2 separate regions of the Homo sapiens genome follow, and region 2 is linked to region 1. Evidence: chromatin contacts called from ENCODE Hi-C or POLR2A ChIA-PET data. All regions are on one chromosome and are shown on one strand. The core of a region is the stretch at or near the end of the contact, and the rest is flanking DNA. Distances in the headings are between cores, read along the strand shown. Region 1 overlaps PCED1B (PC-esterase domain containing 1B). Region 2 overlaps PCED1B (PC-esterase domain containing 1B).

Region 1 (2,998 bases), core at 254-2,753:
TGGGGTTTTTTTGGTTTTTTTGTTTTGTTGTGTTGTGCTTTTTTTTTTAAGGACCTGGTGATTCTGATGAGAACCACTTGCCTGCCTTTCTCTTTGCCAATCTGAGTCCATTACCATTTTCTTGAGCTAACTCAGACATCATTTTCTTTAGATACTCTATAGGAGCACCTAACATGGCGCTTGCCACAGAAATGATTGACTGTTTTCTCTCTGTACATCCTCATTAACTCCAACTCAATAGAACACCAATTTAATTTGCCTCCTTTGTATAAATGTATTCAATCCACCCCGTATCACTGTAGAATATCTATACATTGTTCTAGAATTACTGTTTTCTTATTTTATGTGGATCTGGCTTGCTTTAACTATTTCAAAAATGGAGGCTACGCTTTTTTTTTTTGTTTTTTTTTTTTTGCCTCTTTCCATAGTGCCAGCAAAGAGCTTCTAAATCACGACAAACAGTAAATGCATGTTGATTATAAGTAAAACCTATTTTTGCTTTCACTTTCCTTTGATATGAAAGTCAATTAAATAGGCTGCAGAGAACAGGGAGTTTAGAAGGCTGAAATAAGAAAAATATGTAGCCTGGAAAAAAAATGGAGATGACCAGTAAGCAAAGTGAAATTGTATATACTGCAGACTGATCGGCTCTATCCAAATGGGTGCTCCTTTTGGATATGAGCTCATTCAAATGGTAAATGATTTCATTCAAAACTTTCCTTTGGGAAAAGTCACTTGGAGAGTCCACTTTACATAAAAGAATCCAATTTAATCTTCAGTGGAAAAAGTGGAATTGGACGAGGGCAGAGCTCTCCTTTCATTTTAGAGAATAAAAGTGGCAGCCTGGATCCTGGTCCAGTCTCTGGTACTAACTAGCTGTGACTTTGATACATCATTGAGTCCATCAGAGCTGACTGACTCCCAGGGCTCTCCATAGCAATAATGGTAATAAAAATAGCAAACATTCATGGAGTTCTTGCTGTGTAACAGGCACTGTGCTGAGGATTTTTCATGCATTATTTCATTTAACCATCATTCCTTGAGACAAGTACTATCATTAACCCCAACTGAGGAAACTAAGGCTCGGAGAGATTAATTTGTCTAAGATCACAAAGAAAATGTATTTTGGTGAAACTATTCATTCAAGCCTAGCTCCAATGTCCATTCTTCTTTCCTCACGTCTACATGAGACCTTCCTTATCCCCATATTTGCAAGCAGAGTACATTATTCTGGGCTTACTGAATGCTTTATGCACACAGATATTTTAGCGCTTCTCCCATTGTATTTTGCTAATTGTTTTTGCATGTCTCTCCTAGCTGACTGCAAAAAATGAATTCAAGAGCTGTATTCTATTTGTCTTATTACTCTCATCACTTACTGTAGGGCTTAACAATTAATAGACTCTCATATGTACCAAAATATGAACTCTCAAATTTGTTGTATCCTCAGAGAGGTTGAGTAACTGACTCAGGTTCACACAGGAAGTACAAAGTGAGACCGGATTTTGCATTCCGGCATCTGACCGTCCCCACTTCCTATGAGCATCACTGTCCACTCAGAGTTGTTCAAGCCAATGCAGAAACCAGGGAACCATTCTTTATAATAATTCCCTGCTCACAATTCCTGAATTCCTGCCCCCTTCCCCCTTTCCACTCCAGTCATTGTTTCAGCCCATCACCTTCTCCCCAACCCTCAATCACCATGGTAATTCAGATTACTGCCTTCACTCGCCTGGATTACAATAGTTAGGGTGTAGGATTTTGGCTGACCCCCAAAACAAAAGATTAAAAATTATGGATGACTTTTATAAACTACAAGCAAGTCTTACAATTTCCCTCAGAGACAAAGATATACTTCTGCCCACTCAGCCCTGAGTAGCTTCAATCATGGTTCTCTAGTAAGTTAGAATTATATTTTCTCCCCGTGACATAAATTTCAGTATAAGGATCAGCAACATTGCTCCAGTCCTATAAATCATATGAGGCAACCAAATAGTCTCCAAGATTCTAGCTCATTTGCTGTTCATCTGTTTTAAGATTGCATTTCACCAGTTTATTTCAGGGTGTCTGCCATTTTGGCCCCAGTTTTGATAACTGCAGATTGTTGTTATTTTAAAGCCATTTCATTGCTCAGTCTTGCTGGGGCTGGGGCCCTGCCTTGCTCTTGCCCTCACTAAGCTGCATTCTGGTTTCCTGCCTACCTCCCTTGGCTTTGAATAAATACCACATGCTCTTGCTGTGCTTTTGCTGTGCTCTGCCACCTGCAGGGCCCTTGGTCATACTGTGTTGAGACCTCCTTGCAGGAGTGGCCGCTTGCCCTTTGCAGCCAGCATTTTTCAGATAACTTCCCTCCATGCTCCTGAAACACATCTGTCTCCCCACTGCCTGCCTCCTCTCAGGAATAGGTCTTTTTTTATTTTGAGATGGAGTCTCACTCTGTCGCCCAGGCTGGAGTGCAGTGGCACGATCTCAGCTCACTGCAACCTCCACCTGCTGGGTTCAAGTGATTCTCCTGCCTCAGCCTCCTGAATAGCTGGGATTACAGGCGCGCAGCACCACGCCCAGCTAATTTTTGTATTTTTAATAGAGATGGGCTTTCACCATGTTGGTCAGGCTGGTCTCGAACTCCTGACCTCGTGATCCACCTGCCTAGGCCTTCCAAAGTGCTGGGATTACAGGCGTGAGCCACCGCACCTTGCTGGGATGGGTCTCTTTACAGGTACTGGAACTAATTTAGAACCACAAATGTCCCTTTGATAGCTACTTATTGCAAACACAAGAGAAATTTCCTTAGTGTAAAGAAAATCAATCATTTTTGGCAAACTACTTAGACTTTCAACAGTGAAGCTTCTTAGAATATTGAGGTCTCCTGCTCTTCTGGGAACTGTGGGACAAAGTACTCCAGTTAATATCCTCAGATGACCTGCCAACAAGAAAGGTCATACCGGTCGGAGTTCCATGTGCTATTTAAAGAACAGACCTTAGATGGCAGAAGCAG
Region 2 (2,802 bases), core at 171-2,670, 72 kb before region 1:
GGCGGAGGTTACATGAACCAAGATCACACCACTGCACTCCAGCCTGGGGGACAGAGTGAGACTCTGTCTCCATAATAATAATAATAATAATAATAAAATGATTAATTGCCCAATTAAAAAATAGAAAAATGATATTCATAGATATTTCTCCAAGGAAGATACACAAATGGTCAATAAGTACATGAAAAGATGCTCAACGTTATTAGTCATCAGAGAAATGCAAATGAAAGCTACAATGAGATACCACTTCACACCCACTAAGATAGCTAAAAACAAAAATTCAGATAACAAATGTTGACAAGGGTGTGGAGAAATTGGAATCCTCCTGTGCTGCTAGTGGAAATGTAAAATGATGCAGCCACTTTGGAAAATAGTCTGTTTTTCAAGCAGTTAAACAAGGAGTAACCATATGGTCCAGCAATTCTACTTCTAGGTATATACTCAAGAGAAGTGAAAGCATTTGCCCACACAAAATTTTGTATGCAAATGATTATAGCAGTATTATTTATAATAGAAAAAAAGGTGGAAACAACTCAAATGTCCATCAACTGATGAATGGATTAAGAAAATGAGGCATATCTACATAGTGGAATATGTTATGGCCATAAAAAAGAATGCAGTACAGGCCAGACGCAGTGGCTCATGCCTGTAATCCCAGCACTTTGGGAGGCTGAGGTGGGAGGATCACCTGGGGTCAGGAGTTCAAGACCAGCCAGGCCAACATGATGAAATCCCGTTTCTACTAAAAATACAAAAATTAGCTAGGCATGGTGGTCAGTACCTGTAATTCCAGCTACTCGAGAGGCTGAGGCAGGAGAATCACTTGAACCCGGGAGGCAGAGGTTGCAGTGAGCTGAGATCATGTCACTGCCTTTCAGTCTGGGTGACAGAGTGAAATTCCATCTCAAAAAATAATAATAATAATAATGAAGTACAATACATGCTACAACGTGGATGAAGCTTGAAAACATTATGCTAAGTGGAAGAAGCCAGTCATAAAAGATCACACATTATATGATTCAATTTATGTGAAATGTTCTTAACAGGAAAATCTATAAAGACAGAAGGTAGATTCGTGGCTGCCTAGGGGTGGAAAAAATGGCGGTATAGAAAAGGGACATAGCTAAAGGGTATGTGGCTGCTTTCAGAGGTGATGAAAAATGTTCTAAAATTGTGGTGATGGTTCCACATGTCTATGAAAATACTAAAAACCATTGAATTGTACATTTTAAATGGATAAAGTGTATGTTATGTGAATTATTTCTCCATAAAGCATTAAAAATGAGTGAAAAAATCTTATTCTTTAAACACAAGGAAAGAAACAATCCCGGTGATACATTGTAGGCGACGGTTTATAAATGAGACTTTGGCAGAAGGCAGGGGCTTCTCACTTGTTTTTGCATGGTTCCTTTCATGGCTACAAAGTTATGAATCGTTAGTGGGTACTCATTGCCCTGAAGGAGAGAATCTGCTCTGAAAACACTGACTCATTCAAAACCAAACCACTTCAGATCTTAAAAAAATGAAAACTAAAATGAAGCCCAAAGCAAACTGAGTATTTTAATTAATTTAAAATGTTGGAGGCTTTCTTTTTTTAAAGAAATCTCCTTTGCCATTTTTCTCCAATACGTAGAAATAAGAATGCATGTTTTACATGTTCTAATACATTTTTTAGTAGAACAATAATTTAATCTAATTAAATGTCCAAAGAGAATTTTCTAGATGTTGACTTAAGTTGGCTGCTCTGCCTTAGGAAGTTCCTGCTGATGGGAGTAGTAGAGAAGTAATTAAGAGCACCATGGACTTAAGCTTCTTTCCTGTCTCTGTCAAAATAAGTGATAAAAGATGCTCTGAGCCGGGTGTGGTGGAGCTCACGCCTGTAATCCCAACACTTTGGAAGGCAAGGTGGGCAGATCACTTGAGGTCAGCAGTTCGAGACCAGCCTGGCTAACATGGTGAAACCCCGTCTCTACTAAAAATACAAAAATTAGCCGGGTATGGTGGTGGGCGCCTGTAATCCCAGCTACTCGGGAGGCTGAGGCAGGAGAATCGCTTAAACCTAGGGAGGTTGCAGTGAGCTGAAATCATGCCACTGCACTCCAGTCTGGGTGACAGAGCGAGACTCCATCTCAAAAAAAAAAAAAAAAAGATGCTCTGAACTTCCCTTTTTTTTTCTCTAAAATGGGTATAATTATAGTTTGGTCCTCATGAAGTTATAAAAAACATTAATTGAAATAATAAAATGGACATTTAATACACAGTAATCACTCTAAATGTTTGCCATTGTTATTTTAAATTAGGCGTTCATCTCTTGGCCTAATTACACATATTGTTGGAGAATGTGTATACAATCTAGTGATTCACTCTGGCCTTTTTTAAGCACCACAGCAGATTTACCACTGACATACAGGTTTACACCACAGAAAATTTGCTTCATTTGTAATTGCAGCCAATGTGTCTCCCTGATGGGCAGAAAGCCAACTGGATCCATATACTCCCTTGATCCAGAACTTTACATTTCACATTGTCTGGATGTGACTTACATCATAATTGCTCAAACTATATTTTGTTATGTGTGAAAAATAAATGTCTTCCTTATGTCCTCAGTAATAGAAAATCATTAAACATCTTGCAGCTGCTTAATCTTTTAGTCAAGATATTTAGTATGGAAAACTAGAGTAATGGAGGCTTTCTCCTTTCAACTCTTTACTCTTAGCCAGTATCATTCTTTTTTAAAAAATAAACATTTTCCTAAGGCATTGAGCATCTTTTCTGTAGGCTATAGTTGAGTCTTTCAAATCT

What was found. A loop is a pair of places that touch in the nucleus more often than their neighbours do. ChIA-PET counts read pairs that join two places held with the same protein, here RNA polymerase II (POLR2A). Pooled maps may share reads with other maps.
Region 2: a loop to region 1 is called in a pooled map, with 3 times the contacts of the local background. The contact joins two enhancer-like sites. A Hi-C loop is called at or near these places in 1 of 168 maps with a recorded cell type or tissue (sigmoid colon) and 6 of 50 pooled maps. POLR2A ChIA-PET finds 5 or more read pairs at or near these places in 7 of 52 experiments (CD8-positive, alpha-beta memory T cell, IMR-90, K562 and 3 more).

What each region holds. Positions count from the first base shown.
Region 1 is chr12:47,191,773-47,194,770 of GRCh38, forward strand. All of the region lies in intron 2 of PCED1B (PC-esterase domain containing 1B), which reads left to right. Among named protein-coding and RNA genes, the nearest start is that of MIR4698, 5.5 kb to the left of the region's middle. Within about 2 kb of position 1,504, at least 4 of the 41 ENCODE cell types and tissues checked have a DNase peak (open chromatin) inside an H3K27ac peak, as active enhancers do.
Region 2 is chr12:47,119,896-47,122,697 of GRCh38, forward strand. All of the region lies in intron 2 of PCED1B (PC-esterase domain containing 1B), which reads left to right. Among named protein-coding and RNA genes, the nearest start is that of AMIGO2, 41 kb to the left of the region's middle. Within about 2 kb of position 1,421, at least 2 of the 41 ENCODE cell types and tissues checked have a DNase peak (open chromatin) inside an H3K27ac peak, as active enhancers do.